2 separate regions of the Homo sapiens genome follow, and region 2 is linked to region 1. Evidence: chromatin loops called from intact Hi-C (ENCODE). Cell type or tissue: sigmoid colon. All regions are shown on one strand. Links, peaks and the distances in the headings refer to the core of each region. The heading gives the core; the rest is flanking DNA.

Region 1 (2,902 bases), core at 109-2,608:
GTATCTTGTTCAGTTTTTGTCCTCCAGGGCAGGGGAGCTCACTGCTGTACCCATCCCCGGCACTTTTTTTTTTCTTTTTTTTTTTTTGCAACAGGGTCTCACTTTGTTATCCAGGCTGAAATGCAGAGGTGCAATCACAGCTTATAGTGGCTTTGACCTCCTGGGCTCAAGTGATCCTCCTGCCTCAGCCTCCTGAGTAGCTGAGACCACAGGTAAGCAGCACCATGCCCAGCTAATTTTTTATTTTTTGGCAGAGATGGGTCTCACTATGTTGCCCAGGCTGGTCTCCAACTCCTGGGCTCAAGCCATCCTCCCGCCTCAGTCTCCCAAAGTGCTGAGATTACAGGCATGAGCCACTGTGCCCGGCCGCTGACACCTATTTACTTATCATGCAGTAAATGAATATTTGAAAGAATAAATGAGTAAACACAAGGCCCATCTGTGGCATCCTTAGAGAACCCTTGCCTGCCTCTCCAGGTACCTCCTCCAGTTTTCATTTCTGGGATTATGTGATGGGTTTTGCCTCCCCCACTGGATGGGGAGCTCCAGGGGGAAGACTTTCCCTTCACGGAGCCTGGCATTCTGCTTGCACATAGGAAGCTGTCAATAACCAGATGTCCAACTTAACATGAATAAATGAATGAATGAATGAATGAATGAATCACCAGACTATATAAACCAGCTCACTCTTCACCCTCTCTTCCCCATACCTCGCTTTATTTTTCTTCTTAGCGGTTATCACCACCTGCCACATTGCATATGTACTGATGTATTCATTGTCCGCCTCCGTCCCCCACCCCCGACCCCCCGCTAAAATCTAGAATGGAAGCTCATGAAAGCAAGGGCTATTTACAGTTCCGATCTGCCCCCTCCCACCCTCTGACCCTTCCTCCTGTTTCATTATTTCCCCCAGCGCTTGTCACCGCCTCATATATCCTTTCGCTTTTTTGTTTATGATCTGTTTCCAACCAGCTCCACGAGGGCCGGATGTTTGTGTTTGATTCACAGCTGTATCTCAGACGCCTGTCACCGTGCCCTGCACCGCGGCTCGCGCACAGGAGGCGTTCAACACACGTTGTTGACGGGACGAAGGAAGGCGGGATCGCGAGGCCAGCTGTGCAGGTGGCCTGGGTGGAGAGGGATGCACGGCCACGCGCGTCTCCTTGGCCCGATCCCGGAGCCCGCCCCCGGCCTCCCCGGCAGGCTGGGCCGGGCAGGCAGGAGTTAAGCCGCGCTCGCTTCCGACCCGCAGGTGGCGCCGTCCTGCCTTGGTGCCCGGCTCCGGGCGCTCCGAAGTGCGGGACAGAATAGCAGCGAGCGCGGAGCCGAAGCTCAGCCCCGACTTGTTGATCTCGCCCAGGCAGCCGCCGCCGCCGCCGCCGCGGGAGCAGGAGGAGGAGGAGGTGGAGGAGGTGCCGCGCGGCCGCGGTCCTGCCCCCGCGCCCCCGGCGCCCGCCGGCGCCCCCCGCCTCGGAGAGCGCGCCCCGGCCCCGCGGCGCCTGCAGCCCGGGCGAGTTGCCTGCCCGGCCGGGGTAGGCCCGGCTCAGCCCGGCCCCGGGACCGCCGCTGCCCACGGGCGGGGGCGCCCGGGCGGCCGGGACGATGCGCGGTCCCTGGCCCCAGGAGGCGGCCGCCCTGGGGGTGAGTGTTGGGGCGTACGGCCTTCCGTGGGGGTGCATGGGGACACGGACAGGGGGTTTGCCTGCCGCAGCTCGGCCTGTTGGTCTGCTCGGGCTCCGCAGCTCCAGGCTGGAGGGGAGCGGGGTGGGAGGCAGGCAAGGGCTGAGGCCTGAGGGGACGCGCAATCCCCATTCTGGGGCTAAGGCGTGAGCCCTACATGCAGGGGGTGCTCAGGGGAACCCCCCGAAATCACTAGTGCGCGGTAGGAGGATGGCACCTTTTGAAAAGGCCAGAAAATTTAGCTCATTTCCCCGCCTCCCACCTCCCCCACCCCTTCCCTTCCAAGCCCGGGGAAAGGCGCAGAACCCGGAGTTATAAAAAGCCATCGCGGGAGAGGAACGAGGAGGAGGAGTAGGAGGAGGAGGAGGAGGAGGAGGAAGAGGAGGAGGAGGGGGAGAAGGAAGAGGAGGGGGAGGAGAAGGAGGAGAAGGGGGCGGGGAAGGAGCGAGGGGAGGACGGAGCAGGCGGATCCCGAGGACTCTGCCCGCCCCTCCTGCGGTAGGGTTGGGGGCTCAGAGGGAGAGGCGAGAGCGGGCTTTTCCTCCTCGCGGCTCACCTTGTCGCTGGAGCAATCTCAGGAGATGCTCCAGTGTTTGGGAAGAGGGGTCGCTCCAGGACAGAGGGGCTGTTGTGCACACCCCGTCTGTTGTGACCTCGGACAGGTGGGCACCTGGAACCCCCGGAATTCCCCCAAATCTTTTAAGATTTGGAAAAAAGCCCGCTGCCATTCCCCCACCCCCAAAATCTTGATTATCTCGAGAAGGGGAAGGAAAAGAAGAGAACTCGTTAAAAAAAAAAAAAAGAAGGAAAGAAGAAGAAGAAAGAAAGAAAAAGATAAAGAAAGAAAGTTTTCATGCAGCTCCCCCTCTCTCCCCATGGCGGGGCCAGGTTCGGGACTCGATCGGGAGACCCATAATGAAGAGAGTTTCAGCACTCTAAGGGGCGGACAGCGCCCCGGGCGGCTGGGTCGCGCCTGGGCCGCAGAAGCCCAGGGTGGGGCCTCCCGGGCTCCAGGGGCATCTCTTGGGGCCCTCTCCCCGCCCCGAGGGGCGGCCCCTCCCTCCATCCATGGGGTGCGGCGGACTTCAGCACCGGCGGGAGGGACAGCGACCATCCGTCCTACCCCACTGAGCCGCTTAAGCGCGGGGGAAGGTCAAGGCCGGCTGGGAGCCTGGTGGAGAGGTGGGGGGCGGGGGGACAGCATGCCCAGCTCCCCGTTTGC
Region 2 (2,902 bases), core at 217-2,716, 68 kb after region 1:
ACTGGCAGTCCCTCCCCAGCTGGATCCCCTAGGCCTTTTGCCAGCATCACCTACAGAGAGGAAAGAGCCGTGGGCTCTGTCACAAGGCTGGGGCTCACAGCATCACAGCCCCCACCCCCTGCACCACCCCAATAGCTTCCTTCAGTGGACTTAGCTATGGCCTCTCCCAATACCCACGCTGGCCTGGGCCAATCACATTTCAGGTGGATGGGAACTCGCGGGACCACCACTTCAGCCACCTTGGGCTCTTTGCCGTATTTATATTCTCAAGGCGTCTGCTGCTTCCCTTATTCTTCCCCCTGTCCTTACATGGCCAGACCCACTGTTCAGCTCACAGGTCACCTTCTCAGGCCACTGAATATCAAGTTGCATCCCCACCTTCTTTCTCCCACCACCTACCCAGCCTGTCCCATCCCCTCAATGTTTGGAGCCACCGTGAAGGGCGATGGTTAACAGCTTGAGTTCCAAAGCCAGGCTGCTCAAGTGGAACCCAGGAGAAGCTGTGAGCAACCTACTTTCCAGCTCATCCCCTCATGAGGTGGAGGTGATAGAGCTTCCACCTCTCAGACCGGAGCAAGATTCAACAGGTAAATACACACAAGCCATTCTGAACGGTGCCGGGCAGATGGTCCTCAAAAAGCTTAGTCCTTTGCCTTTCCACCTGGTGCTGATCCCTGTCTTAAATGATCTGTCTTGTTTTTTAGTAGAGACAGCGTCTCACTGTGTTGCCCAGGCTGGAGTGCAGTGACACAATCATAGCTCACTGCAACCTCAAACTTCTGGGCCCAAGTGATCCTCCTGTCTCAGCCTGCCAAGTAGCTAGGACTACCGGTGTGTGCCACCACACCTAAGTGTGTTTTGTTTTGTTTTGTTTTGTTTTTAGAAATGGGGGTCTCACTATGTTCCCCAGGCTGGTCTTGAACTTATGGCCTCAAACAATCCTCCTGCCTTGGCCTCCCAATGTGCTGGGATTACAGGTGTGAGCCACTGTGCCCGGCTGATCTATCCTTTTATGCGTTTATGTATGTGTTGTCTGTCTCCCCTCTGAACCATGAGCACAGGAAGCATGTATTATCATTTGGGTTCAGCTCTATGCCCCAAGTGACATTTAAACAGGCCTTCAAGGAAGAGCTGGAGTTAGCCCAGGCAAGAGGAGTAGGGAGAGAACACAGCCCATGTGAGACCTCTGGGATCGGAATGGTGTGGGAAGCAGGGAGCTGCATGGCAATAGGGGTGCCGTTAGTAGGACTCAGATCCCGTAGGGCCTTCAAACCTCAGTGAGAAGTGTGGATTTATTCTGAAGGCACTGGGGAGCCATAGAAGACTCTAAAGCAGAGGAGCGACAAGATTAGATCTTATAGAAAGATCCTTGGGATTCTCTGGAAGGAGGAGTCAGAGGAGACAAGAGTGAGAGCAAAACCACATCGAAACATTATTGCCTTTCTAGAGTCAGACAGACTTTCTCCCTCTGCTCGTGCTCTCCCTCCGCCCCTCTCCATGAACAAAACCGTAACTCATTTTCTCCCTCTGGCTGGCCCTGGCATCCTTCCTCTAATACCACTCATTATTTTAATTAAACTCTGGGATCTGTTTTACTAACCTGACATCTTGCTTAGGAAAACCAAAAGAGGAGTTGCCCGGAGCCAAGGAAGGGAAGTTGCCAGAGGATCGAGGAAAGGTTTCCATCTGCCCTGTGGCAGGAGGGGGCCCCTCTTACCCAGGTCCAGCACTTAAAGGGGCAGCCATGCACCATGCTTAAGGATATGAGCACTGCGGTGGCCTCTGAGCTCCATCACTTACTGGGGAGAGTGACGCAACCTCTGAAGCTGCTTCCTCATCTATAAAATGGGGATATTAATAGTTCTTCTCTTATAGGGTTTTGTGAGGTTTAAATGAGTTAACACAGTGCTTTTCAAACTGATGGTCATAAAATCAATCTAAGGGATCACAACCACCACTGAAAACCCAAGAACAGAAAGTATCAGAGTACATTATCATCATGGGGATACGTCTTGTGGGTGGAGCGTTTATTTCAGGGTATGTGTACTCGCCGGGTTTTTTTTTTAGAACTATATTTATTACTCTGGTCCCCAGTCCAGAAGGCTTGAAAGCTACAATTAAAGTACTTAGGCAAGTGCATGCAGCAGGTGCTCAAACTGTGGTTGCTGATATTTCTTGTGGTAGCAAGAAGATTTTCCTTTTTATTTCCCTGCAATGTCATTGGGTTTTGCTCCATCTTACTCATGGGGAGACTGAGGCTCACAGAGAGAAGAAGCCATTCCAAAGCTACATGACCACACTGAGCTGTGAACTGTGGCCTGACCCTGCCTGAATATGGCCTGAACTCCCATCCAGAATCTTCGTGAGGTCGAGGGAGGGTCATGTGGCTGCCAATGGCATAATGAGAGCTCCCGGCAGCCAGGGTCTGGCAGGATGCAGGAAAGAGGCTGGTAGGGGCATCTGGGGCTGGGCCACCCTTGGCTGTGGCCCTGGAGGCAGCACAAACCCCTACCCTGGAGATCTCTCCTCTCCACACCCACACCTGCCCACAGCCCATACCCCACAGTTACCAAGGGAAACAGGCGCCAGAGGGGAAAGGCTGCATTTCCCTCCTTCCTTGTGGGCTTTCCAGAAACCAACCCATCTAGAAGAGCTCTCCACGTGGAGCAGGGGAAGATGAGCGGCTGAAGTAGGGCAGATCTGCAAACTTCGGGGGCTTTCAGGAAGATTCCATGAGGCAAGGACTGGGAACCAGTGCCTGCCTGAGAGGCTGAGGGGCAGAAGATCTGGGTCCCAGCCTTGGTTCTGCTCTGGCAGGGCTATGTGCCTGGGGCCCCGTTCCTTCCCTTTCCTTCTGGACCTCAGCTTCCACATCTGTACAGTGGGTGTGGTAGCTCCCATG

The links. A loop is a pair of places that touch in the nucleus more often than their neighbours do. Peaks named below come from ENCODE experiments on the same cell type or tissue, not always from the same donor. Only the 100,000 strongest peaks of a DNase experiment are listed, where the experiment ranks them.
Region 2: it touches region 1 in a loop (6-fold over the local background); 6 of 110 quality-filtered maps call a loop at or near these places.

Annotation. Positions count from the first base shown.
Region 1 is chr20:49,482,681-49,485,582 of GRCh38, reverse strand. It overlaps a transcript of KCNB1 not described here. Among named protein-coding and RNA genes, the nearest start is that of KCNB1, 1.5 kb to the right of the region's middle. RefSeq lists silencers at 993-1,052, 1,143-1,282. In sigmoid colon, for the core only: a CTCF peak has its summit at 1,212 (motif pointing right); DNase peaks (open chromatin) are centred at 1,292 and 1,882; H3K4me3 peaks cover 2,012 bases; H3K27me3 peaks cover 323 bases.
Region 2 is chr20:49,414,308-49,417,209 of GRCh38, reverse strand. All of the region lies in intron 1 of KCNB1 (potassium voltage-gated channel subfamily B member 1), which reads left to right. The region is part of intron 2 of LOC105372649 (a long non-coding RNA gene); the gene reads right to left. Among named protein-coding and RNA genes, the nearest start is that of KCNB1, 67 kb to the left of the region's middle. In sigmoid colon, for the core only: no CTCF peak of the experiment used is centred there; DNase peaks (open chromatin) are centred at 1,719 and 2,107.